7 separate regions of the Homo sapiens genome follow, and regions 2, 3, 4, 5, 6 and 7 are each linked to region 1. The links are chromatin loops, found by intact Hi-C in ENCODE. Cell type or tissue: mammary epithelial cell. All regions are shown on one strand. Region 1 has its middle 330 kb from the start of LINC00687. Region 2 has its middle 410 kb from the start of LINC02871. Region 3 overlaps LOC105372529 (a long non-coding RNA gene). Region 4 overlaps JAG1 (jagged canonical Notch ligand 1). Region 5 overlaps LOC105372529 (a long non-coding RNA gene). Region 6 overlaps SNAP25-AS1 (SNAP25 antisense RNA 1). Region 7 has its middle 73 kb from the start of LINC02871.

What was found. Peaks named below come from ENCODE experiments on the same cell type or tissue, not always from the same donor. Only the 100,000 strongest peaks of a DNase experiment are listed, where the experiment ranks them.
Region 2: a loop joins it to region 1, with 4 times the contacts of the local background. A loop is called at or near these places in 3 of 110 quality-filtered maps.
Region 3: a loop joins it to region 1, with 7 times the contacts of the local background. A loop is called at or near these places in 2 of 110 quality-filtered maps.
Region 4: a loop joins it to region 1, with 7 times the contacts of the local background. A loop is called at or near these places in 6 of 110 quality-filtered maps.
Region 5: it touches region 1 in a loop (11-fold over the local background); 3 of 110 quality-filtered maps call a loop at or near these places.
Region 6: a loop joins it to region 1, with 20 times the contacts of the local background. A loop is called at or near these places in 7 of 110 quality-filtered maps.
Region 7: a loop joins it to region 1, with 7 times the contacts of the local background. A loop is called at or near these places in 2 of 110 quality-filtered maps.

Annotation. Positions count from the first base shown.
Region 1 is chr20:11,541,762-11,545,761 of GRCh38, reverse strand. No RefSeq gene overlaps it. Among named protein-coding and RNA genes, the nearest start is that of LINC00687, 330 kb to the left of the region's middle. In mammary epithelial cell, a CTCF peak has its summit at 1,511 (motif pointing right); DNase peaks (open chromatin) are centred at 1,541 and 2,101; H3K27ac peaks cover 1,884 bases.
Region 2 is chr20:11,435,624-11,439,623 of GRCh38, reverse strand. No RefSeq gene overlaps it. Among named protein-coding and RNA genes, the nearest start is that of LINC02871, 410 kb to the right of the region's middle. In mammary epithelial cell, no CTCF peak of the experiment used is centred here; no DNase peak of the experiment used is centred here.
Region 3 is chr20:11,392,600-11,396,599 of GRCh38, reverse strand. The region is part of intron 1 of LOC105372529 (a long non-coding RNA gene); the gene reads left to right. Among named protein-coding and RNA genes, the nearest start is that of LINC02871, 370 kb to the right of the region's middle. In mammary epithelial cell, no CTCF peak of the experiment used is centred here; DNase peaks (open chromatin) are centred at 1,859 and 2,279; H3K27ac peaks cover 3,198 bases.
Region 4 is chr20:10,652,508-10,656,507 of GRCh38, reverse strand. It overlaps JAG1 (jagged canonical Notch ligand 1), which reads left to right. Exons shown (of 26, transcript NM_000214.3): 5 at 50-110; 6 at 3,910-4,000. Among named protein-coding and RNA genes, the nearest start is that of MIR6870, 4.8 kb to the right of the region's middle. In mammary epithelial cell, no CTCF peak of the experiment used is centred here; a DNase peak (open chromatin) is centred at 1,727; H3K27ac peaks cover 1,737 bases.
Region 5 is chr20:11,348,594-11,352,593 of GRCh38, reverse strand. All of the region lies in intron 2 of LOC105372529 (a long non-coding RNA gene), which reads left to right. Among named protein-coding and RNA genes, the nearest start is that of LINC02871, 320 kb to the right of the region's middle. In mammary epithelial cell, a CTCF peak has its summit at 1,786; a DNase peak (open chromatin) is centred at 1,993; H3K27ac peaks cover 1,470 bases.
Region 6 is chr20:10,092,712-10,096,711 of GRCh38, reverse strand. All of the region lies in intron 3 of SNAP25-AS1 (SNAP25 antisense RNA 1), which reads left to right. Among named protein-coding and RNA genes, the nearest start is that of ANKEF1, 60 kb to the right of the region's middle. In mammary epithelial cell, a CTCF peak has its summit at 1,731 (motif pointing left); a DNase peak (open chromatin) is centred at 3,261.
Region 7 is chr20:11,097,252-11,101,251 of GRCh38, reverse strand. No RefSeq gene overlaps it. Among named protein-coding and RNA genes, the nearest start is that of LINC02871, 73 kb to the right of the region's middle. In mammary epithelial cell, a CTCF peak has its summit at 2,157 (motif pointing left); no DNase peak of the experiment used is centred here.

The sequences.
Region 1 (4,000 bases):
TCAAATAAATATAATCTTGGTGAATATTAGAGGGGCACGAAGAAAACAAGCCGCCAAATGAAATTTTATAGGACAGGCATATTCTGAGTACTCAGAGAGAAAGAGAAATTCAAAGGGCTTTTTGAACAAGTGATTCCGGAGACAAATTTTGAAGGAGAAGTTTTGTGGCGATGACTTGGGAGTGGGAAATGATTCCATCACTCCTGTTTCCCAGCTGAGATAAGGGAATTCTGTTAGCTGCACACTGCACGGACAGAAACAGGGTTACCTGGAGAGCCCTGACAGCAATGTTTGTGGTGAAGATGTGGTTCTGGAAGTGAATTTCCATCCAGGCATTGTGCTGACTCTATCACTTAGCAGTTCTGTCATCAATATCTTTGGATTTCAATTTCCTCATCTATAAAACACGATTAATAATGGCTACCTCATAGGGTTATTGTGTGGCTTAAATACATGTGTTTGGGTAAAACACTCCAAATAGGTTGGTTAATGTTATATTCGGGGAAACCTCGATGGGTCAGCTGAGGCACGCCTTTTGGAGGAGGAGAATATTGGCGAACATGGTAAAACCCCGTCTCTACTAAAAAAATACAAAAAAATTAGCCAGGGGTGGTGGCGAGAGCCTGTAATCCCAGCTCCTTGGGAGGTTGAGGCAGGAGAATCGCTTGAACTGGGGAGGTGGAGGTTGCAGTGGGCCAAGATTGTGCCACGGCACTCTGGCCTGGGTGACAAGAGCAAGACTCCGTCTAAAGAAAAAACCACTGGGTAGGCTGGGCTCGGTTGCTCACGCCTGTAATCCCAGCACTTTAGGAGACCAAAGTGGGCAGATCTCCTGAGGTTAGGAGTTCGAGACCAGCCTGGCCAACGTGGTGAAACCCAGTCTTAACTAAAAATACAAAAGTTAGCCAGGCATGGTGGCTTGCGCCTGTAATCCCAGCTAGTCGGGAGGCTGAGGCAGGAGAATCACTTGAAACCGGGAGGCAGAGGTTGCAGTGAGCCGAGATCGCGTCATTGCACTCCAGCCTGGGCAACAAGAACAAAACTTCATCTCAAAAAACAAACAAACAAACAAACAAACAAACCCAAAACCATCAAGGAGCCCTGAACACTCAGAAAAGGTAATTCTAGAGGGAGACAATTAGATCCATGGAGTTGAGTCATCATTAGTTTCATCAAAGAGAAGAAACACGCTGAGTCCTCAGAGACAGCCACTTTCTGAGACCCAGTGTCTGTGCGTTATTCTTTGACAGAAGTTCTCCCTGACGGATGCAGCCGTTGGTCCCAGTCTCTACTTCGTCTTGACTGTGATGATTCTCTACGTATAAAACCCTCCACCAAATTATAAACTAGGGAGACTCAGCTAAATATAGGTGCTCAAAAACATACTGAATTTGAATGTTGGACGGTTTAGTGCCCAGCTTCCCCACACATATTCACAACACATCAAAACACAATAACGTTAGCCCATGTGTCTGTGCCAGTACTTCCCTTTTAAAAAATCAAAAATACAGCCAGCAGATGGCGAGAGTGGATCATATTTGAACTGTAGGTAAACTAGGTTTTCAGTAGTAGTTTTTGGAGACACTCCTCAGTTACTTTTTATTTGTTGTTTGTTTTGGTTTCCTTTTCCTTTGAATGGAATCAAGTTTGCACCTCAGGGCAGAATTAGAAGTAATCACGAAGGTAACTAAGAAAAAAAAAAACAAGGTGAACTAGGGCTTAAGAGCTCTAAATACATCATTTTATTAACTCTCAAACATTTTTTAGGAGGGTAAGTTTGGAAGGGGAGAGGAGTAAAAAGCCAAATAGTTTGGATAATCGCCCAAATGTAGGTAGGTTGATTAAAATAGTCATTCATTTCTGAAGTACTCAGCAATACTGCTTCCAAGATATGTCCCTTATATTTTACTCTCACATATAATTATTGGCCAAAAATTGTGGGCTCAACTCTAGAGGATAAATTTTACAGGTCATAAATGTTCTAAATGTTGTTCTTCTCTGGACTGCCCAAGGCAGCCTGAACAACAGGCTGAGATTTGCTTCAGGTTATCTCTCCACCATCTTCAACGCTCGCCCACAAATGAGATGCCAAGGGTCACTCTGTGTCAGGACTTGGTGAGAAAAGCCACTGGAATGTTTAATTTCTCTCTGGACAGAAAGCTTCTTTGTCCACACATGTATTGTAATGCTGGGACACACAGTTGTCCATGGGGGGAAAGAAAGGGCTACAAAGAATGCAGAAAAAATATATAAGTCAAGCACATAGTTACCTAGGAAGGTAAATGTGAGGATTGGGGAAGTTTACAGAAAATAAAAATTGTTCACAGGATCGCTAAATATTTCCTCACTCTTTAAGATGACATTAAGGTATGTTAATTTTTAAGCTATTTTAATGTTTGAGAATCATGACTCTATGAGAGAGAGAGAGAGAGAATGCCTGTATTTCCAAGTTTGCAAGTAAGTAAGGTCAAGTTAGAAAGTCAGAGACAGGAAGCGGAATGTGTGTGTGTGTGTGTGTGTGTGTGTGTGTGTGTGTGTGTGTGTGTGTGTAGAATATTCCTGTCTGCTTTGTGCCACAAATTCTTGGAAAGGCTGCTGTACGCCTAAGTTTAGCTCCACTATATAGCTTGTTGCAGTTTCTGTACCTAAAAGAAGGGTCCTTGTGTCCCCACAAAAAATCTTTTCAGTTATTGGGTGAGCTATGCCCATCCACTTAGCATAGGTATTTACAAACACAACAACATAGATGACACACATGATAACCATTTTATAAAGAAAGGTTTCAGAATTATTTTTAGCTTGTAATTTTATTCTGATTGATGTCTTCATTGAATATACTGGACAGACTTTTAAACAGTTAATAAAACAACACACCTCTAATATCTGTTTGTGAAAATGTAAACTAGATATGCTTACATAAGGAAAAAAACTAAAGCAAGGTAAAAACGTAGATATTTTCGAAGCAACTCATCTAAAACTAACTTCCAAACATACTTTAAAAGTTTGAATCTAACAATATTCTTCAGAACATTGGTTGACTAATTTAACTAGTTTTTTTTTAAAGCAAAAAAGGTAAAAAGATTTTGGACACAGTATTATATTAATGTGACACCAGAAAACATCTAAAGGTTAAAAATCCAGGAAACTGTCTAGCATACAAAGGCATGTTCATTCATGGAAATACTTTGTTGTGAAAACAAGTAATTGATGTGTTTATGTTCTTAACATTAAAAACATAAAGATACAAAATTGTGCAAATAGTATGAATGCAAAACACCACAAATTAAAACAAATTCATAGACAATATGACTGGGAGAAAATTCATCGATAACTCCATAGCAGAAATACCTGGGGGTGATGTTCTGGTTCATTTATTTCTGAATTTCTCTGTAATTTTCCCCTAGATTTTAATGGCTATTTATTTTCTATTAAAAAGACACGTATAAACATGTAAGTATTCATGTTTTAAGTCATCATTTTGCATAGTTCTGTTTCCAGCCTCAGTTTGTTCTTCTGCAAAATAAAGGCATTCTGGTATCCCACGTGTCTGTATCAAAACAACCCCTTGAGCATTAAAAAAATAAATAAATAAAATGACTAATAAGACATGTATAGACTTTAGAGGTGGCTTGCAATTACAATTTTATTATTAAAATAAGACTTATTAAAATAAGAGAGAAAACATGTATCTTTGGTAATGTGAAAAGAAGAAGAATTCGCAGCTTATTCTTCTCATATCATAAAGTTTTTTCCACCTACAAGATACCACAGTGTCTCACATGGAACCCTTACAGAGTTACTCCTTTTGGTTAAAACATTTGCCTTTATCCCAGCACTTTGGGAGGCCGAGGCAGGCGGATCACGAGGTCAGGAAATCAAGACCTTCCTGGCTAACAAGGTGAAACCTCGTCTCTACTAAAAATACAAAAGTTAGCCGGGCGTGGTGGCGGGCACCTGTAGTCCCAGCTATCCGGGAAGCTGAGGCAGCAGAATGGCGTGA
Region 2 (4,000 bases), 110 kb after region 1:
GTATGTATAGATGTTTCTCCACTTATAATGGGATTACATCCTTATAAACTCATTGTAAGTTGAATATATTGTAAATCGAAAATCCATTTAATACACCTAACCTGACAAACATCATAGCTTAGCCTAGCCCACCTTGAACATGCCCAGAACGCTTACGTTAGCCTGCAGTTGAGCAAAATCATCTAACCTGAAGCCCCTTTTATAAAAAAGTCTAGAATATCCCATTACTTTATGCAATACTGTACTGAAAGTGAAAAACAGAATGGTTTCATACCATCCTAAAGGCAAAAATAATCTTAAGTTGAACCATAGTAAGTTGGAGACAGTCTATATAGGGTTTAGTACTGTGTTTTCAGGCACCCACTGGTGGTCTTGGAATGCATCTCTTGAGAATAAGGGGGCACTATTGTATTCCATCAATATTAAATTTCTCCAATTTACTTTTGTTTTGTGGTTATGTAAGAAAATTTTCATATTCTTGGAAGATACACAGTGAAGTAATTAGAAATTAAGAGTTATGATGTCTGAAACAATCTCAAAAGTTTCGTCAGTATTAATAATTTCAAGTACAAATGCATAAATATATTTATATGTAGGTACATGCATACAGATAGAGATGTAGATCTATTTAGAGAGAGAGAGGAAACAGCAGAATGTCAATGACTGAGGAATATGGGTGACAGGTATTGTAAAGTTTATTGTAATTTTTTTGCAACTTTTTGCTACTTTTTTTTCAATATAAAAAGCTAAATAAGGTATAAATGCCTGTATAAAAATGGAATAAAAAATAGTGTTTGATATTATTTTACTTATAACTTTATAACTTGGGGAACATGAAGAGAGTGAGGGAAGAGGTGAGGTTTGTTTCCATTGTGAGCATGAAGAGGACATGCAGGTTTCTTTCTGTTTCTTTGTGCAGTGCCCATGAATGGACCGTGGGGCACTCTGTGATCCCTTGGGATCAACGAATGAAGGTTTCCTATACTCACTGACACTTGTCCTCTCTCCCCAGTGAATCAGCCAATTCCTCATGTCTTCGCGGCTCCATCTACTGTCATGCAGTCATAGCGCCACAATTCACATTTCCCAGGGGCTTTGAAACTATTTAATAGATAATCCTCATTCCACTTTAGGAAGGTAAGAAAATTTAGATGGACCATTTTACGGAAAGACAGAGATAGGGAACAAAGATTAAAAGAACCTTTAGTCATGGTGTAAGTCTGTATTAAAACTGAAAATACTCCTCTTTGGAGCTTCTAGTGAGGATTAATACAGTAATTCACTTTCAAATATTATACTATAGCGATCTTCAGAAACTAAACATTAGTAATCGCAGGCATCATGTGTTATTCTTTGCAATTATTATTTTGCTGCTTCTCATATCCCCTGAGGATGTTTCAACCATTAAGCTCCTTTTAGCTGTGGAGATTTACTGCCTTTGTTGTGTGTGACTGACTCACTAAACAATAACACGGGATAAAGATTTTTGCTTTTATTTTCTTTTGTTACCTTATGGAGTACACTGGGGTGTGACTCCAGTGCTAATGAAATGTTCAAAAAAAAAAAAAAACTTTAAGTCTCAGCATTTTGAATATGAATACTAAATCCCAAGTGACTAGAGTGGGACCAGTTGTGACCCCAAATTGGAAAATTTTAGAGTTCATGTTTCCTTCTTCCTTCATTTTACAAAGAATCACATCTAAACAATTTGAAAATTGTGCTAGACCATTCTTCAGAGACTGCTTCTGTTTCAAAAATGGGTGAGACTGAAGGCTTATATTGAATTCAACATGGATTTCACCTTGGCACATTCCTAAAGAGTGAATAACTGAAAGATGCAGGAGACAAAAATGCGGGAAGGTGGGCAGTGTTCTCCCATGCTTCCGCTGAAGCTCAGAAAAGCACTCTCAGAATTAGGCTATTTTGGAAGCCTTTGCAGGGTGAGATGTCAAATGGGTCCCAAAGGTCTAGAAATACAGACTTATGTCACTTAAATATTACAATAATTATGGTGTCCTGCTTTAAAAAAGACCTGAAGCTTGCCTGTGGATGGGGATGTTAGAAAGGTTGCTCTTGTGAGTGACTGTGAAGGGTGGAGAGAGGCTTACTTGAAATCAGAAAGTTGTAACACTGGATATGTATAGTTGTGGCTCCTAGTGAGCTGAAGTAGCCAGTAGATATTTGAGGTGTCTGCTTGTGTGCATTTTGTGGACAGTTACATAGTTCATTTCGACTGAGTGCAGTTTTCTGTATGCATATAGTGTTCTCAAGGATGAAATCTTGCATATGTGAAATCTTTGCCTTTGTGTCCCCACCCAAATCTCATCGTGTAGCTCCCATGATTCCCATGTGTTGTGGGAGTGGCTGAGTGGGAGATGATTGAATCATAGGGGTGGGTATTTTTCTGTGCTGTTCTTACAGTGGTAAATGGGTCTCATGAGATCTCATGGTTTTGAAAATGGGAGTTTCCCCACACAAGCTCTTTTTTTGCCTGCTGCCATCCGTGTAAGACATGACTTGTTCCTCCTTACCTTCTGCCATGATTGTGAGGCCTCCTCAGCCACATGGAACTGTGAGTCCAATTAAACCTCTTTCTTTTGTAAACTGCTCAGCCTTGGGTATGCCTTTATCAGCAGCATGAAAATGGACTAATATAGTAAATTGTTACCAGTAGAGTGGGGCACTACTGTAGATACCTGAAAATGTGGAAACGACTCTGGAACTTGGTAACAGGCAGGGATTAGAACAGTTTGGGGGGCTCACAAGAAGACAGAAAAATGTGAGAAGTTTGGAACTGCCTAGAAACTTCTTGAATGGCTTTGCCCAAAATGCTAATAGTAATATGGACAATAAAGTCCAGGCTGAGGTGGCCTCAGATGGAAATGAGGAACTTGTTGGGAAATGAGGAACTTGTTATGTTTTAGCAGATACTGGTTGCATTTTGCCTCTGCCCTAGAGATTTGTGGAACTTCGAACTTGAGAGAGATGATTTACAGTACCTGGTGGAAGAAATTTCAAAGCAGCAAAGCTTTCAAGAGGTGACTTGGGTGCTGTTAAAGTCATTCAGTTTTAAAGGAAAACAGAGCATAAAAGTTTGGAAAATTTGCAGCCTGACAATGAGATAGAAGAGAAAATTCCATTTTCTGAGGAGAAATTCAAGCCAGCTGCAGAAATTTGCAAAAGTAATGAGGAGCTGAATGTTAATCACCAAGACAATAGGGAAAATGTCTCCAGCGTGTGTCAGAGACCTTTGTGACAACCCCTCCCTTCACAGGCCAGGAGGTTTAGGAGGAATAAACGTCTTAAATATTGGGTCAGGCCCATGGTCCCTCCACTGTGTGCAGACTAGAGACTTGGTGCCCTGAATCCTAGCCACTCTAGTCATGAATAAAAGGGGCCAAAGTACAGCTTGGGCTATTGCTTCAGAGGGTGCAAGCCCCAAGTCTTGGTAGGTTCCACATGGTGTTGAGCCTTCGGGTGCACAAAAGTCAAGAACTGAGGTTTGGTTACCTCTGCCTAGATTTTGGATGATGCATGGAAACGCCTGGATGCCCAGGCAGAAGTTTGCTGCAGGGGCAGAGCCCTCATGGGGAACTTCTGGTAAGGCAATGAGGAAGGGAAATGTGGGATCAGAGCCACCACACAGAGTCCCTAATGGGCACCACCTAGTGGAGCTGTGAGAAGAGGGCTACCGTCCTCCAAACCCAGACCCCAGAATGGTAGATCCATCGGCAGCTTGCACCGTGCACCTGGAACAGCCATCAACACTCAATGCCAGCCTGTGAAAGCAGCTGGGAGGGAGGCTGTACCCTGCAATGCCACAGGGGCAGAACTGCACAAGACCATGGGAACCCATCTCTTGCATTAGCGTGACCTAGATGTGAGACATGGAATCAAAGGAGATCATTTGGAGCTCCAAGATTTGACTGCTGGATTTTGGACTTGCATGGGGCCTGTGGCCCTCTGTTTTGGCCAATTTCTCCCATTTGGAATGGCTGTA
Region 3 (4,000 bases), 150 kb after region 1:
GTATGTGTAGGAGACTGGTTCTAGAACACTTCTTGGACGCAAAAATCCATGAACACTCAAGTTCCTGATATAAAATGGCACAATATTTCCATATATATATTTGTTGATTGATTGGCTGAATTTACCACCAATCTTAAAACTCATTGCTTTAAACTTGATTTGACGTAAAGGAGCATGTGCGTGCTTCAGAGTTATCAAGATGTTAAATTGGAGCTTTCAACTGAAGCACCAAGACATGATAGACATCAGATTCCAATCAGATGCTGAACCATGAGCAAAAGGAAATGATTGGGAACCATTTTGATAACTTTTGAATTTGTCACAAAAGGATAAAGGGTCAGTGATTGAATACTAGAGAGAAGATTTCTTTATGATGAGTTGTGCTATGAGATCCAGGTCCTATTCTAGAAAGGTGAGGAAACATTTTCTCTGCCCCTCAAGTTTACTGAGAGTGGCTTTACTGGGACCACTTGAAGAACTTGGAAAGTGTTGTCCTCATGGCAAGAAGATCACAGTGACTCGGGTCTGATCTCCACCTGAGTATCCTAAGGTAAAAAGCCTACAACTTTCAGCTCTAGAGGGCAGGACAAGAAGAAGTGAGAGTTGAGGATCAAATTTAGGAAGTAACCACAGTTCCAACAACAGTGGGACAAAAGATGCATTGGTGTCCTATGATCCGTATGTAGGTCAAATGGAAAAGTAGGAACCTAAAGCCACCTTGATTCTTGTCCAAAATGACCATTGAGTAGGCTGTTGGTAATCCAGTTGTGTGTGTTGAATGAGTAACCAGAAAACTAGTGGCTGAGGGCAGAGTCAGAGTTAGAGGAACAGAACACATCATCCACATCACAGGAGGTGGGTTAGCACAGCCCAGCATGAGAACCAAAATAAACCTTTGAAAGCGTCCATAAAAGTGTGATTTCAACCTCCACCAAAACCAGAGAATGTGAAACTATTTCATGGTAGTGTCTGATAAGGATTTTCTGCTCTCCTTTCCTTCCCTCCTGCCTCCTTCACTTATTCAAGGAGATGTTATTAATATAGCTATTGAGTGGTGGAGAGAAAAGGGAAAAAGAGAAACGTAATCATAGCTTCTCTCCAAAAGCAGGGAGCCAGCCTGTAGCCAGCCCCAGCTAGGGAGAAAACGCATGCTAATGTTAAATCTGGTTCAGAGTTGATTATTATCTAGAGGTAGATATTTTAAGTGTTTAATTGTGACTAAATGGCTTGAAATGATATATGACTTTCCTGTTATCATTGTTTTTAAGAGACGGGGTCTCACTATGCTGCCCAGGTTGGTCATGAATCCTGGGCTCAAGTGATTCTCCCACATGGCTAGGATGACAGCCATGCACCCACTACATCTGGCTCATATATGACTTTCTATTAATTTAAAGGTAACTATAAAACCATGATGACTGCCTAGATTTTTGTCTGAAAGCAGAGGAGGTAGCCACTTTGGCTTCCCACCAAACTGGTTTAAAGGGACAGTGAGAGAGAAAAATAAATCTCCCTTTGTGATCACACTCTATGAGTTACACACAATTAACATGTTGACCCATGAGTAAGGCTTGAAGGACTGATACATGAAGACCAATGTGTGGTGGGTGGGGTGGCAACTGTAGCCCATGTTTGAGTACGTGAGACCAATAACCCAACTCACATTGTTTTACCCTGTGATGTTGGACCAGATCCCCAGAGCTGCCTGAGCATGTGTTCACTAAACCAATACAAGACCGAGTACTTTTAAACAATAATTGTGCGTAAGAGCCAATAGCTGATTTTGTTAAATGTGAAGATTTCCAGGCCTCACCCAAGATATTCTGATTCATAAGGTTCAGAGTAGATTATTAGCATCTCAAGTTGTTATGATGTAGGTGGTCTGGCATCTCTCTTGGGAAACTTAGTTTTAGGGCAGTGCTTCTCAAACTTTAACGAACATATGTATCACCAGGACATGTGGTTAAAGTGCATTTTGTTTCATGGGTCTGGAATGTGTGAGATGCTGTGTTTCTTACAATCTTCTAGGTGATACCAGTCCAAGCACTTACCATTTGAGTAACAATGGTTAGGACACTGCTTCTCAAACCCACCTTCTTTGTCTTAAGAATACAGATAGAACTTGCTCAAAACACAGATTTTCAGGTGAGGTCTCCAACCTCAACTTTTTGACTCACAGTCTTCAAGTGAGACATCTAGGTAGTGAGGAGAATCAGACAGTGTCTGATGGAAGACATCAGGGACAGCCTCAGGCAGTATGAACAAAGGAGCTATGCCTGATGAGTAGGCAATATGGGGAAATAGAGGAAAAATCCAAAGCCACTAGTTCTACTTCAATCCTCCTGGACCGTGGGAGAAAATTCTAAATGTTTCTCTGGGTGGCTTATTACCCAAGTTCACCTCACACAAAGACTCTCACTCTAGCTTGGTGGTTTTCAATCATGAGTGCACACCAGAACTATCTGGAGGCTTAAAAACTATCAATGCTGGCTGGGTACAGTGGCTCATGCTTGTAATCTCAGCATTTTGGGAGGCCGAGGTGGGTGGATCACTTGAGGTCAGGAGTTCAAGATCAGCCTGGCCAACATGGTGAAACACCCTCTCTAATAAAATACAAAAATTAGCCGGGTGTGGTGACAGGTGCCTACTCAGGAGGCTGAGTAGGAGACTCGCTTGAACCCCAGAGGCAGAGGTTGCAGTGAGCCAAGATCGCGCCACTGCACTCCAGCCTGGTTGACAGAGCGAGACTACGTCTCAAAAACAAACAAACAAACAAACAAAGAAATAAAAAAATCAATGCTGGTCCCTAATCCCTAGAGATTCTGATTTAACTGGCCTAGGTATTGGCATTCTGATTTAACTGGCCTAGGTGCTGGAATTCTTAGAAGTTCCTCCCAGTAATGAGCAGTAAAAGTTGAGTACCGGAAGATGTGGTCTGAAAGAGTCCTGCATGAAGAAAATCTTACCCCATCATTTTGTAACTCTGGCTAAAATCCTTTACTTGTAGTCATTTGAGGTCAATGTATTGCTTCCAAAAGTTTTCTGTCAAAAACTCTCTTGCCCAAAATTGTATCATATGGACAATTTTACACCCATTAAAATACTGGCAATGTTGAGTCCCTCGAACTGCCCAACAGCCACTAGTGAAAAGCTTGATGTTATTTTTGTGTTATAGTAACTACTGGCATGAATTCCATTGCATCATGCTTTCCATTTGTACTTGTTATCTATTTTTACAATGGTCTTTAAGTGATATTTTATTATTGCTACAAGAAGATGAAGATGTGAAAACCCAGGGAGTTTAATTGATCTCTCTTTCAAGCTCTAGTCCTACAGATTGAATTGACTTAGTTAAAACTAAGGATGTTAAAGGAACTTAAAATGCAACATGACTAAATAAATCAAAATCTTCTCCGTCAACCTGGACCTCTTCCAGCACCTTGTCTCCATTAATGTCAGGGCTTTTGCTCTGGTTTTGCAATCCAGAAATCTTAGAGTTACCTTTGAAACCTCTGTCTCCTCTCCATCATCTCTCACATCCAGTCCTTCACCAAACCCGTTTGATTTTACCTCTTGACACCTGCTAAATGTACTGATTTTCTTCATATTCTCTACCACCACCTACTTGAGTTCCTGTGTAATCATCTTTCCTGCATTCAATCCTCCTCATCAGTCTACTTGAATCAATACCCCTTACCTCTTTCCTACCCATTTTCTCTTTTCAGACCATATTCTTTTGAAACCCCAAGTCTCTTAGGATAAAGACAAGTCTATTTCTGTTATAATAAAAACAAATATGGCTGAGTGTGATGGCTCACACCTGTGGTCACAGTGCTTTGGGTGGCCAAGGTAGGAGAATTCCTTGAGGCCAGGAGTTCAAGACCAGCCTCGGCAACATAGTGAGACTCTGTTTCCACAAAAACATTTTTCTTTTTTAAATAGCTAGGCATGGTGGATCCTGCCTCTTGTCTCTAGATACTCAGGAGACTGAGGCAGGAGA
Region 4 (4,000 bases), 890 kb after region 1:
ATGCAAGGAACAGGCAGTGTGCTGACACGCCCTTCTCTGTTTTTTACAGCTATTTGCCGACAAGGCTGCAGTCCTAAGCATGGGTCTTGCAAACTCCCAGGTGACTGCAGGTAAATCAACTGGTCTTTTGTGAGATTTCTTTTAATTTTCCTTTATGTAAGAGAGGAACTGACTTTATTGTGACTATGCCTCTTTTTTCCTTGGAGAACAAGAAAGCTTTTTTAAAAAAAAAATTCAGATAGACACATCCGAAGCTTATTAAATTATACCAGCTGTCTGGTGGAATGCACACACCACTTCTCTCTTGGAATAAAAAGAAACTCTTTGGGCATAGCCAGTGACTTCATGTATTAACTGTTCTGTAAATTGATAACACATTTTTATAATCTTCCCTTATAGTGCTGATGGGCTAGATGGAGGGATGTGGGCTTGTTTCTTTGCGTCTCTCTCCTCTTCCACCAAGGCTTTCTTCTCCCAGCCCCCTCCCCGACTTTTCCCATCAATAGGCGAAAGTCCAGCATTCTTTAGAATGGGATTAGTCCAATCTCCTGGCCCCTTTGCAGGCGGGAGCTGGGTTGGTGCTGAGAGGTTAATGGCTGCCCTGGAATCTTGTCAGTTGAGCCTGATGAATGTAGACTTTTGCTGCAGTCCTTTGAAGTCTGTTCCTTTATGGTCCAGGAACAATGCGGAAGCCAAAGGGAGGCCTGCCCTGACCACTTCACGATGGCGGGTTTTGGAACTTCTTGAAATTTATATTACGCCCGTTTGGAAAAGGCTTATTTTGGGAAATATTGTTGGTGTCTGTGGTGTTTTTGGCAGTCTTAATGCTTTGCTCTCCCTCCTCCCAAATTTTAAGGAGTAACGCTAAATGGATCCTTTGAGCCTGTCACTTTTGCCCCCAAAGCTACTCTGACATGAGTAAAGGGAATCTTATGAAACATAGTCTAAACCAGTATGTCCCAAACTAATGTTATTTGGGGCTCTTATTAAAACGCAGGTCCTGATTCTATAGGTCTGGGCTGAGCCCAGGTTTCTGCATTTCTAACAAGCTCCCAAGCGATGCTGCTGATGGAACCATCAGCAATCACTGCCCCCAGACCTCAGTACTCAAAGTGTAACTTCCAGAATTAACAAGGGAGCTGTTAAAATGCAGGTTCGTGGGCTCCGTCCCACATCCATAGAATCCTAGTCCTTGGTTTGGCCCAGGAGTCTGCATTTGACAAGCTGGCCACATGACTTTGCTGCTTAGTAAATTTTGAGGCTACTCCTTTAAAGAGAACTATCTGTGGCCTTTACCTTTATGATTCCACCGCTCCGTCTGTTCCCCTCCCATGCAAGGGGGAACATGGAACTAAATTAAGAACTGGTTGTCCCGAATTGTCTCTTCCTACACTTCAGAAAGATAGTTTATTTCCTGGAAGGCTGAGGGGCTTCTCCTGCTGTCTCCCATTGGTGGCGATGGACTGTAGTATTTAACAGCATTGCTGTCCAATGCGGAGCAGGAATCCACCTACCTTAACTCTTCCTAATTAAGGGTGTTCTGGAGAAAGTCCCAATGGCAGTGCTATTAGTGATTCCAAGCCTGCTGCCTGCTCAGATGGATATCAGCGGAGGCCGACTGTGATTTGTGCTGCTGTCATCAGAACACACATACAGCTATACAGGGGAGGGCCCTCCCAGCCAGAACAACAGGCTTTGTTTCCAGAATTTAGCCCTTTCTCTTTCGAAGTCCCACCTCCCTCTCCCTGCCCAGACACGCACTGATGGCCTTATTTACTTAAGGTGCGACTTTCCCACACATCATTTGCATAGTCTCCCAGCCCAGTTTTCCCTCCCTACCTTGAAAGAAAGTCAAAACAGAACCTTCACGCTGAGGAAGTTCAGGTTGTGTCCTGCTGCAGAAATAGTTGAATGGCAAGTTACCTGCAAGTTGTCTTTTGGATTATGTATTACACAGGTTATTTTTTTTTTCACCCCCACATGAGAAAATTTACTGGTTTTTGTTGTTCCCAAGTAGACTGAGTCCCTTTCCCTGGGTATACATGCTTGCTTATTGCAAGCCTGCCAATAATATCAAACTTAATTATGAATCATCATCTGAGGAAAGTCACTTCAATTTCTCATGAGAATCTTAATCATATATTATTAAACTGGGATAACTTGGTTGGTGCCTCTTTTAGGGTCAGTATTTTTATTTGTTTTCTTTTGAAGTCATCCATGGCCTCTTGTGGTTGCTTTTTTATGCTTGGGGATTGAGGTCTCTTTAATTAGGTGAGGTTGGGTCCTCAGCTGCCTCTCCTTGCCTTTATGAGGCAACTTGAAGAGGGCTAGTGATCCTGAATTTGGAAGAGAATAAGGGAAGACGGTGAGAATATTGCCATTTCGTAATCAGTTCCCTCTTACTATCTTTCAGGCTAAGAATATCAGCCTTGACAGAATGGCTACACCCTTACCTCCCACTAACGTGGGTGTCCGCTTTTGAGAAATTATTTAGATTGTAATTTTGTTCTTATCTTACTCCTTTAGTCACTTGTCACGTTGACATTCCATTTTACATAAACCAGAATCCAGTGTCTAACTTTAAACCACACATTCTAGTGATTTCTTTGCATGTGGGTGTGCATAGCTTGGTTTCAGAAGTTAGGAAGTGGTTAGTCAGTATTCTCAGGGGTTAAGTTGACTCTCAGCCGTGGGTGATTAGCTATTAGCTAGATCCCTATAATTTTCCCATGACAAGGATTTGCTAGCCTGCCTCCCGCTCTTGGGAAACCGAAAGCCTTTCCTTCTGGGGAGCTAGAGGGGGCGGGGGTTGTTTTCCAGAGTTACAGCTGAGCAGCTTAGGGGGTTGGCGCTGATCGTGGCTTTTCCCAGGTCCCGTTCTGGAAACATGTTGCCCATCCCACCCGCACCCCACCCTCCACCCTCCACCCTCCACGCTCCACCGGGAGGCTAGTTGATGTTTCTCCCTGCCTTCCCCCACCCTTGTTAAAGCTTGGCTCTTGAGAAGGCAATTAAAGTTTCAGAGGGCTTGAAAATTCAAGGGAGAGTGGTTTGAGACGCTGCCCCCTCTCCCACCCCAGATGAAAGTTGTTGTATTTGTTTTTGTTTTTGCTTGGGGATCAGAGGCACTATTTGGCCCCAAAAGAGTATGATTAATCAAGGTGCTTATATAAAAGAACCTCAACTCCGCCAATACTAGATAAATTAAGCAGACTGCTTTCTTTTTTTTTTCTTTTCTTGGCAAAGCAAGAAATCACTATAAATTAGCACACAGTAATGGGACACAAATTATGGAGTTGGTTCCAAGTGTTGTCATTTCCTTCTCCTTCCCTATAGAAGTGGGTTTAGAGAGCCTACTCTGGCTTTGGCCAAGGGAGGGTGCCCCTTTCTCTCCTTGTTTTTTTAAATAAAGCGTCATCGTGAGGCAGTTTCCTGCTGCACTTGGTGGCTTGTTGCATTTCTGTGCACTGGGGTCATGACTTTCTGTGCAGACAAAGAGCAGAGTGGCAAGTGCAGCGTCTGCAGAGACTTTGGCATAGCTCTCTTGTCACCGAGAGAGTCCTTTCCTCTATAGTCTGTCGCAACTAGGTGCACGGGTTGATTTATTCCATGCCTTCACCTTTGGCTCACTCGTGTGAGCCTGAGAAGAGAGTGGCTTTGTGAAGGGCATCCCCATGCTGGCCTCTTCCCAAACAGCCCTCCTTTTGTCAGGAGTCGGCTGGGAGGGGACCTCAGCTCAACTGTGAAAATGTTTGTTTATACGGAGCCCCTGATGAGCCTTGGGAGTCTACCTTCCTGTCCCCAGAAACAAAACAGAAAAAGCCTGGACTTTGCAGTCTTCCATTTGAATTGTACAGGTGTCTCTTAACGTTCAAAAGGCTAACCTGGAGGTGTGCTGTGTGTCTCCAGGTGCCAGTACGGCTGGCAAGGCCTGTACTGTGATAAGTGCATCCCACACCCGGGATGCGTCCACGGCATCTGTAATGAGCCCTGGCAGTGC
Region 5 (4,000 bases), 190 kb after region 1:
TGGGGAAAAAAGAGATTAGAGTAGATCAGGGTGTCTCAAATTCTCATGTGCACATGAATTACTTGGAGATCGTGTTACAATGCAAATTTTGATGTAGCAGGTGGAAGTGAGGCCTAAGATGTTGCATTTCTAACCTATTCTCATGTGGTGCCTGTGATGCTGATGTTCCTGGTGTATGGACTACTATACTCTTTGAGTAGCAAAGGGTTAGGTCAGAGAGTCATGGAATATTGGCTTAAAAAAAGCCCTTAGGAATTCCCTATCCAGTCCTGTCTCTAAAGTCCTATTCAGCTCCTAGAATCCTTGAGGTTTGGGGAAAAAAAGGTCCATTCACATTCCTCAGGGGGCCTTGGTGCTCATAGCTCTGAAAGAATTTAATGGTCATTTGAATTGTTCTATAAAACAACAAATATGACTTCAGAATAACTCCAGTTTCCTTATAAGGAAAGCCTTAATTCTTGCCTAATGGCCTGCAGTTAAGTGAAGAGCTCTTTTAGCTCCTATTTTCAACTCAATAGAGGCAGGATAATCTTTACATCTGCTTTAATTGACCTCCTCAAGGCCACTCTCATCAAGTGTTTATTCTATGCAGGAAAACATGGCTGGTCCTAATAACTGCTGTTACTTAAAACCAGCAAAAAGAATATCAGAGGAGCAGCAGAGAATCATACACTCAGTCGACAAACTTTCCAGCTTTTTTCATGTGGGTGCATATGGTGGCCGGTGGAAAAATACTACATATTACCACAAATATGCTATACTGTATATATAGTTTATATATAGATATACTACAATATATTAATTTATTGCACACCTCCATGAAGCTCCACAGTGTGCTCTGAAGTTCACAGATTCTTAGTCTTGAATACAAGACCTGCTACTTTCTTATGAACCAGGCAATGAGTGCTTTTAGTGAGCTGTACCACCAGACGCAGTGCTACCCTCTACAATTGGAGTCATTCAGTTTGTCCTAAATGGGTGGGCATATTTTCTGCATTTGCAATTTGGATTTCAAGGCTGGGAATACTAGAGCTGAGGAAGCCAGAGTACAAAAGGAAAGAATAAAAGGGCAAAGGACTAAAACCAACAGAGAAAGGCAATTACAAGGTGTATAAATGTACACTGTGCAGAGGTAAGGATTTATTACACTGTGTGTGTGTGTGTGTGTGTGTGTGTGTGTGTGTGTGTTTTGCATGAAAGGTAAGGGGAAAAAAGCTGACATTTGTTAGGCGGAATTCGATAAGTGCAGTTGCAAAGAATAAAGGGAGCTTTCAGAAAGCAGGCAGCTGCAGCGGAGCCTGAAGCCATGGTACTTGATACCGCAATATACTCTCTCAATGATTCTAGGCAGCTTTTGAGAACAGCAGGGAGGCATTCAGGGTGGAGGACAATGGCAAATGTCAAGAATGAAAGAAAGAATCTAGAGTTTAAAAGACTGTTGAGTGACAAGTAGGCCAGATCAAAGAAAGAAATTTATCAAGTATTTATAATTATCATGCTAATAGAGATCAATAATCATGAAGAGAAACCATAGCAAAAAAAAAATAAATAAATAAGCCAATGGCTTTCAATCTTAAAAACAAATCCCCTCAACAAAAAGACAGTAGATGAAGCAATCGATGGAAGATACAAACATTCACCTTTTCATCCATTCTGATTTTTCATTTTATATTTTGTTACTCAAGTCATCAATGAAAAGCAAGTGTCTTAAGCTAGTCTGAATTTCTTTGTTTTGAAAATTATACAGTGGAAAGATTTTTAGAGAAGCACAAGATGGGGCTGGTGTATCATCCACTGCAAATGGAGCCACAGATACCATGTCTAAGCAAGACATTTTGATCCACAGGAAATATTTTGGGAGAGGCAACATTCTGAAAACATATCACCTAGGTCCTCCGGGCTTGTTTTCAACTTCCTTCTCACTTCCGTGCTGTGCCCCACACAGGTGTGCATGTGCAAAGCTCTCTCATGGCAGATTGGGAGGTCGGGCTTGAAGGAAAAACCCTGTGTTTGGAAACTTGCTTGGGCTTGCTAAGGACCAGGGTGGTTTGGAAGCCCAGGGAGAAATGTTGAAATCAGTCATTGCGAAATCCCTTTTGCAATAAGTAATGAATAAAGACTGAGGAAAAATCTCTTTCCTCCCCAAAGTAAAAACCTACCACTTAACTTGTCTAAACAGCTTGTCATAATAGAAGCTTAAAGGCAACATGAAGTGCTTCCCACAGCCAAGGCCAGAACCTCCAGCCATCACTGATTGATTGGTTCATTCAGTAAATATCTGTCAAGAAACAGTATATGACAAGCACAGTCCTGGACACTGCACCGAAGAACAGAAACATGACAACTCCCTTTATAGCTGTCAGACATCAAACCGAGACATCACCTCCTCAGAGAGTTCACTGACACTTTATCTCACCTGGCCCCACCTCAATTACTCTCTATGTTGTGGCTCTGATTATTTATATCATAGCCCTTGATACATCTGAATTCTGTTATTTTAAAAAATCAGGGCCTGTCTCCACCCACTACAATATCACTGCAAAGACCTATTCTGAATTGCTCAGTGCTGTATCCCTAGCATTTAGAACAATGCCCTAGATATAGTAGTAGCTCAAAAAAAAATGTTTCTTAAGGGAACAAATGAAGATGATGTAAACCATCTGACAACCCCACTAAACAGAGACAATGTCCTACACAAAGAGAAAACTTCAAAGCAGTAAGTGAAAGATCTATAAGATAAATCAACACATTTCTATTGAAGTTAAATTTTAAAAGATCACTTCGAAAAAAGTCCACTGGAGGAAACTCCTAAAATTTTCCATTTGGCTTTGGATCCAAATCAGCATTAAAAAAATATCCCCTAGTAACTCATTCATTTTTTTTAAAATGACATCCTGGCAATAACATGTTCTGATCAGTAGAACATAATAGAGTTCAGAAATTATGCAAAATGCACACAGGAGTTGAACATATATCAAAGGCAACATTTGAAATCAGTTATGTTGTATTGTTTAAGAAAAACCTGATTTGTCTTCTCAAAATAATTTAAATTTGGATCTTATTCTTTATCTCAATATAAATTGCACATTAAATTACTCTTTAATGTAATTAAACAGAAAGTTCTAGAAAAGAACCTTGGTAATGTGTAACATAATTTGTAATGAGAAATGTATAAAACTTTCTAATTGTTTTAGGCTATTCTTGCATCACTATAAAGAAATATCTGAGACTGGGTAATTTGTAAAGAAAAGAGGGTTAATTGGCTCATAGTTCTGCAAGCTCTACAGGAAGCATGGTGCTGGCATCTGCTCTGCATCTGGGGAGGCCTCAGGGAGCTTTTACTCATGGCAGAAGGCAAGATAGGAGCAGGCACATTACTTGGTGAGAACAGGAGCAAGAGAGAGCAAGGAGAAGATGCCACACCCTTTTAAACAATCAGATCTTACAAGAATTCACTCACTGTCACAAGGACAGCACCAAAGGAATAGTACTAAACCATTCATGCGAAATACACTTCCATGATCCAGTCACCTCCTACTAGGCCCCACCTCCAACACTGGGGATTACCAATCAACATGAGAGTTGGAGGGAATGTCCAAACTGTATCACTAATTAAAAAACATTATATCTAAAGAACAAAGTCAGAAGAGAGGTGATAACAAGCAAGGGAAATATTCATAATTCATATTACAATTGTCCTCAGTTTGTAAAAAGATTTTATACATCAATAAGAAAAAGTGAGCAAGGATTTAAACAAGCAAAAGAATGCAAAGATTTACAATAAATGAACCAATGTTGAATATTATACAAAATTTTAAAATCCAAAATAATATAGCAATGTGACATAATTTCCTACCTTAAAAATGAAGAACATATTTTAAGTATATTTTTATACCATGTTGGTAAGATTGTGATAAAAAATATATTCAAACATTGAAGGTAAAAATAGATTACTATATTTTTAAACGGCAATTTGGTAATGTGTTTGAAAATTAAAACA
Region 6 (4,000 bases), 1.4 Mb after region 1:
GTTTTATAATTTCTTGTCTTACATTTAGGTCTTTAATTTGTTTTGAGTTGATCTTTGTATATGGTGAGAGATAGGATCTAGTTTTATTATTCTGTGTGTGGATATTCAGTTTTCCCAGCACTCTTTATTGAGTAGACTGTCCTTTCTCTCTTACACTCAAAAGAGAAAGACAGTATCTCTTTACAGGCCACACCAAGACACCTAAGTCTGTTCTAGAAATACATCAGCTGCTCCTTCAAGGTAGATTTTAAAGCCTTGGGGAAAGTTGGGAATATTTATTGTTAAATTCTAGAATCCCTTTTTCCATAAGAGGAGATGTCTCTTCACCCATATTTCCAAAAACTATTTTCTATTTTTTTTTTTTTTTTTTGGTCTTAGGTCAACTCTGTCTCTGGATTGAGAGGATTCAGGATGAGGCTTTATTTAAGATTTTTCTGTTTCTAATCACATCCAGACAACCAGCCAATCGTATGGTTTGACTCAGTGAGAAAGATGAGCCTAACTAATCCTTGTACTCACATTGGTGGTGGTGGCTGGTGAGGGTCCTGGGCAAGCAAGCATTTTTTGAGGGACCCCCTTGCTTTGGGCACTGTTCCCACCTTGCTTTAGGCACTGTTCCGAGTACATTATTTTAGTCGAGGTTTATGACAATTCCCTGACATCACTACTATCATTATCCTCAGTTTATAAACAAGAAAATGGAAGCTCAGTAAAGGGAAGTATTTGTCAACAGTTACTCAAGATCCATATCAGTGTCACCTCTTGAACCCTATCAGCCCTTGCTAATTACAAGAGAACATCATATTCTTTTCTCTTCTTTTTTGAAATTTAAGATAAAGATAATAAGATGACATCCACCTAATATCCATTATGAGGAATTGATCATTGTTGACATTTTATCTCACTTGTTTAAAATATTTTAAAGAAAATGTTAAATGCCTTTGACCCTCACTTTCAACCCCATCCTATTGCCACTCTCATTTCCATTCCTGCCCCCAAGAGTAAATTCTTCATTTTTTTTATTTTCATACTTTTAGCAGAGACGGGGTTTCACCATGTTGGCCAGCCTGGTCTTGAACTCCTGATCTCCTCAGGTGATCTGCCCGCTTTGGCCTCCCAAAGTGCTGCGATTACAGGCGTGAGCCACCACACCTGACCCCTCTTTTTCTCATGGCATTTTGTGAAGGCTGGGTATGGGCTTTCTCTAAGTTGGTAAAAGACATCAAGAGTTCTCTCTCATTTACATTCAAGGGAGAAAGGCAGTATCTCTTTTCAGGCAACACCAAGACACCTAACTTACAGCAAAGAATAAATCTTTACTATTACTAAAGTAAGAATAAATCTTTACTATAAGTTTGCTGCTTTTTTCTTGCAGTCCATTTTTCTGTGCCTCTCAAAGACCTTTCTTGAGGCAGAAGGCTTCGTTCTCCTTACTGCTTCTCCTCCCATGGGTTTTGCGAATCCTAGTTTTTAGAAAATGCCTCCTATCTTAGCCTGCTCCCTTTGTGCTTTGGCCCCCATGGTTTGTGATGTTGCTGCCAAGGTGTGAGATCAAGATGGAGTGGTGGCCTTGGTAGAGCTGAAGCGACCCATCATCACTTTGGCTGGGACAGTTGTTTGCTCTCAACTCATGCTGATAATTGTTAAATTCCAAAGACAACTAGGAACATCCCTTTGCATTTTTTTTTTTCCTGAGCTATAGGACAACTTAATACAATGCCATCTAGTGTTCCAACCTCTGCCAGCAAGAGAACTGAGGCATCATCCAAAATACAGTAAACAGTCTTAAAAAAAGAAAAAAAGATGTTTTGACTAAAATAACATAAATCTGAAACTTGAGTTTTTTTTTTTCTTTTTAATCACCATCACAGTGAAGGATATGTTGTAGGTGGTGCCCTACTCATATCCTCCTTCCCTTTTATCCTCTTTGTCTAACCGCTGCAGGGCACAACGGTCCAGCTAAGCTAGCTGCATCTGCTTTTCTTTTTTTATTTTTTTGTCAAGGTCTTGCTCTGACCTCTTAAGCCACATTGCCCAGAGTGGAGGGCTGAAATTACAGGGAATTTCTGTGCTCTGAGAGCAGCCTCAGTAAATGACTGATACGGATTGTATTAGTGTGTTCGTGCATTGAGAAATATCTGAGACTGGGTAATTTGTAAAGAAAAGAGGTTTAATGGATTCACAGTTCTGCGGGCTGTACAGCAAGCATAATGGCTTCTGCTTCTGAGGACACCTCAGGAAGTTTCCAATCACGGTGGAAGAGGAAGGAGGTATAAGATGTCTCACACGGCAGGAGTAGGAGCAAGAGAAAGTTGGAGTGAGGGAGGTGCTATATACTTTTAAACAACTAGATCTCATTAGAACTCACTCATTATCATGGGAGCAGCACCACGGGGATGCTAAGCCATTCATGAGGAATCCACCACTGTGATCCCATCACATCCCACCAGGATCCAGGATCCATCTCCATCATCGGGGATTGCAATTCAATGTGAGTTTTGGGCAGGGACCCAGATCCAAACCATATCATGGATTGATGTATAAACATCCTGGCGTCCTCCTTTAGGTAGGATGATGATGAGGCCTGTGTCCTGCACCAGCTTCCAGAGTTCTCCAGTGGAATTATACTCCAGCTGCCCAGAGCGCCAGCCGACTTGGCTTTGCACCCTTTACTGGCTGCTGCTTCTCTGTGTCTCCATTTTTCTCTCCCCTACCGGTATTTCCTTTCCTTTCCAAGTAAACCATTTGCTTTGGAATCTTTGTCTCAGACTTTCCTAAACTAAGAAGACCTCTCTGTCGTAGATTGCAAAAATGGCCACAAACCTTCCGCCTCTCTACATCCTTATACTGTAAAGTTACAGTTCCTTTCATTAAGAAGTGGGCTCACCTTGGGTCTTGCTTTGGCCAGTAGAGTATGGAGGAAGTGATGATATGCCAGTTCCAAGTCTAGGCTTCAAGGGATCTTAAGCATTTCTCCTTTTTCTCAGAGACTTGTGAGCAAGAATATGGTTGTCGTTTAAAGCAACTAAGTTTTGGGTGATTTGTCATGCAGCAGGACTGATACAACTCCCACCCCAAGCACATTTTTGATATCCTCTTGTGTGTTCATTCCCTTGAATAAGAGTATTGTTTTCTCTAAAGAAAAGCATCTTTTCAGGCACAGAGAAGTTGATTGACCTTCTCAGATTTGCTCAGGAGAATCTGGGTGCCAGTTGTTGGCAGTATCCTGGTATATTCCTTAGCCCCAGGGCCTCTATGCTGACTCACCTTGTCTGGGTTTGCTTGCTAGCTGCTGCATTTTCTCTCTGCTACAGTGGCCAGCACAGCTGCTGTTTTTTTCCAAAGCCCTCTTTCACAGAGCTGTTAGGTAGGAGGCCACTGCGTTTCCATGATTGTGCGGATGACATATGTGTCTGACAGGGATTCTAGCACCTCAAAGCTGGCCTGGGATGGAGAGCTCACCAAAAATACTGCAGTTGCTGGATGCCAGGGAATTTATTGAGCTTTGGAGCCAGCAGGATGCAGAGTAAACAGCATAGAAATAGAGTGAGTCAGGATGCTTAATCCTGACTTTGCCTCTTGGCTAATTGTATGGCCTTGAGTGGGACCCTTGACCTGCATTTCTTTAATTGAGACAAGGTAGCCTCTGAAGTCCCTTTCAGCTCTAAAATGCTAGAATTCAAGGACCGAATAGGGCTTTATAAAAATGAAATGCCAGAAAGCATGGAGTTAGTTGTCTAATTAGAGGAAGTTCTGATAGGCTAGAACACTGGTTCTCAAAGTGGGGTCCCTAAACCTGCAGCATCGCAACATCACCTAGGAACTTGTTAGATCACAGCTCACTGCAGCCTCGAACTTCTCAGCTGAAGGGATCTTCCTCCCATGTAGATGGGACAACAGGCTCACACCACAATGCCTGGCTAATTTTTAAAAAGTTTTTGTAGAGATGGGGTCTCACTATATTGCCCAGGCTGGTCTCAAACTCCTGGCCTCGAGTGAT
Region 7 (4,000 bases), 440 kb after region 1:
TTGCTACTGAAAGTAATCTCAAGAATCTGACTCTCAAAGTGAAATGCTATGATTGGGTTGCAAATATATCAAACAGAGAAATGGGACAAGAGATATCTTAAGCACACAGCGGCAACATGACTACTCCGCTCAGCACAGGATATAGGGCAAGTATAAGCAAGGCACTGGGACATCAAGTGGCTGTGCTACTGTATCATCATGGCAACGTTAGCGATTGTAAGGACTGTGAAGTCACCTTTCTTGTCACTATAATCCTAGAAAATAAACACAAGGAAAATAAAAATTTTAAATTATGTGCATAAAATTAAGGAAACATGGAGAATCAGAAGATCTTTACAGCGGAATTGAGTCGCTTATCTCCTGTAGTCAGAAAACAGATATGGTTTAGGATTTAAAGTTTGTAGAGTTGCAGTGCTTTTCAAACATTCAGCCCAACCAGGCATCCTGTGCTAAGGTAAGAGCAATATTGGGAAAGAAGTGAAACCCTGAGATAGGATATAGGGATATTTGGGTAGATATAGATAAGGCTAAGACTCTTGAAATTCTAAATTCCACTGGATTTTCTTTCCAATAAAGGCAAAATAACAGGCCAAAATATTTACCATATTTCTGAGCAAATTATAGAAGTATGCCCCCATTAGGCTGGGTATGGTGGCTCACACCTCTAATCCCAGCACTTTGGGAGGACAAGGCAGGCAGATCACTTATGGCCAGGAATTCGAAACCAGCCTGGCCAACATAGTGGTTGTCTCTACTAAAAATCCAAAAAAAAAAAAAAAAAAAAAAAAAAAAAAGATAGCTGGGCATGGTGGCACACACCTGTAATCCCAGCTACTTGGGAGGCTGAGACATGAGAATTGCTTGAACCTGGGAAACGGAGGTTGCAGTGAGCCAAGATCATGCCACTGCACTCTAGCCTGGGTGACAGAGGGAAACTCTGTCTCAAAAAATAATAATAAGTATGCCCCCATTAGAGTCTTGAGAAATACAAGAGTAATCATTTCTGGTACATACTTTTTAATTTACCCCCTTTTGGCATGTGAAAACTACAATAACAAAAGTTGACTCATGCAGAATGACAGTAGATTACCAAAAACTTAATTCTAAGGTCATGGTAACCATAAATACAGTTAAAGAATAGTCAATCTCCACTACATAAAGTCAACACAAACTCTATCACCTGGTGTGCAGCTATTGACCTGATAAATATTTTCTTCCCTTTACAATTAAGAAAGAAAGTCTTTTTCTCAGAGACAAGTCAACGATGTCTATCGTAATAGGGAACATAATCAACTTGAAATTCCATAGAACATAATGTTAGTCTAATTCATGGATCACAATGGACTTGGTAAGCATGAAATATTATGTTCCTTAGATAACTTAGTAAGGTATATGCATTCCAAATTGTGAGAGAGAGACTGTGCAGAAGTTCAACAGCCAGCCACACTGGGGCTTATGGGGACCCAGCAGTGTGGGTTATGCCAGGCTACTCCTTCTAAAGTGAGAGTCCCACTGGAAGTTTGAGTCTTCAATCTGAAGACTCCTGTGCATACATATTAAATAAATTTCCATGCTTTTTCTCCTATTAAAAAATAAAAAATAAAGTGAGTTTAATTTCTGCAACTTACACCACTCATCTCAAAGAGACTCAAATTTGGGAGATCTCTTTGGGTTTTGGAAACAATACATAACACATTTGGGTGTGTTTCTCTGTACCATTTATTTGATAACCCATAAGACTGCAAATTTTGAATGGGACTCAGAGTACAAAAGATATTCTATAGTAGTAGAGGCTTTGGTATAAGCTGCTATACCATGTGGGTCTATGACGCAGAAGAATCAATAATGATTGATTTGTCTGTGGTAGGCAGGATTGCTGAATAGCTTGCCTGGCATGCCCCAAGTAGAAAATCATCTACAGATGTCTAGGATTTGGTAGGATATGCTCTTCTTTGCTGATAACTATTTTCTATTTGGAATGCTGCATTTAGATTGCTGGTAGGTCCATATACAAAGTGGATATGGAGGCTGTGAATCAATAGCATAGTTTTTCTCTCATCAAGGCTGACCTGGCTACTACTATTGCTGTATGCAGCCAACAACAGAGGCAAATGCTGATAATCCAAGACTGTAGAATTTCCTGCCAACCCCGGTCAGCCATCTGGTGGCAGTTGACTACATCAGGGAAAGAGATAACAGCCTCTAAATATACTATACTCACATAGACATATATTCAGGATACTGATTTTGCTTTCCTGCCCACAGTGCTTCTGCAAGCACAAGCATTTGTGGAATTACAGAATTCCTTATTCATTGCCATAGTATCCTGTACAACATTGCCCCCAACCAGGAGATTCATTTTACAGCAAAGGTAATGAGGCGGTGTGTTCATACTCATGGAATCACCACATGACCCATCAGTCAGAAATAGTTGGTGTCACAGAAGTATGGGATGACCAGGAGAAAGATCAATAACAAAACCAGCGGTAAGTCAACACATTAGAGTACTGGGTGTTATATTATAGATGCCATACCTGTTTTAAATATGTGACCAACATATTTTGCTTTTTTAAAAAACTTAGCCTGAATGTACACATCCAGGAACTAAGTAGTAGACTGATCCCTCTCACTATTATATCAATAACTCACTTAAAAATTTTTTTTTCTCATCCTTATAGCCTAAGGTTCACTGTGCTTAGAGGTCTTGAGATCCAAGGCAGGAATGATTCCACCAGGAAAAAATGATCAATAACTCAATGATTTGGAAACTGAGACTTCACCCTGGCCACGTGGTCCCTTGTACCATTGAGTCTAATACAGTGTGGGTAAGAAGACTGTTTGAAGGGCATATGCATTCAGTGGAGTACCTGTTAGTACTCTTTTAGCCAAAAGTTTTTGGCCAATGGAAAACTGGCAACCCAAAAAAGACAAGACCACCAAGAACTCATATCTTCTACAAACAATGTCTTTAGTCACGCTACCTGGTAAAGAACATGGATTATGTATATGGCATTGGCATATGGTAAGGTTGGTAATGGTAAAGGAAATATGTACTGACTTACAGGAGGCAATAGTGATTACCAATTTTGGCTCATCACCAAGTACAGAAGCAAAGACTGTAGTAGTTATGTCTTATTTATTTTCTTTATCCTTGAGTTCACCACCACCTTATATGAAAATGTGAGTGATGGTTATCCATTTAAATGGTAGATAGGAGGATTACTGGATAGATAACATCTACAGTGATGTGATATCTGATGGGGTTTCATGTAGTCCCTGGGTAGAAGGCACAACCTTTTCACCCAGATGAAAGGGAAGAGAAAAACCTGAGAAAAAGAGGAGTAGACCAGATGTGCTTTTCACTATGCTGCATCCTGCTTTCCGTTCCAGCACACAGACCTTGTAAGAATATCAGTGGTTCCCTTCCCTCTGACTCCTAGTTGGGTTTAGCCAGTGGAAAGCCTTGACCTTGACAGAAGATGAGGTGGAAGGAAGAAGGTGATGTCATGGTGTCTACCATACTGGCTCACTCTGTGAGATCAGCCCAGGATGGCTGTGTCCCTGCGCCTCTCAAGGGGATCTTCTCTACACACTTTCTCCTGCTGTCAGGTTCTGGAACTATTTTCCTCCCTTATCCCTTTTGGCCCAAGCATAGTAAGAGATAAGCAGCTTGTGTTATCCCCACACTATCCCTTATGATTCCTCTATTCCCCACCCACACTCTGTAGTTAACTTCTTCGTAAAACAGACAAAATTCCTATTTTGAATTGTCAAAATTCAAGCATACCACCTGTTTGTTGTTGGGGGCCTGACTGATACTTCCCACACGTCGAATCCACCATCGGCTCTACCAGAATTATTGCAGTAGCTTTGGAACTGGCCTAACTTCTTTTCCCCTTGCCTCCCTCTAGTGTATTCTCAACATGGCAGCCAGAGCAATCCTTTTAAAAGGTAAATGAGCAGAAGAGTTTTTCCTAGGTTTTCTTCTAGGGTTTCTTTC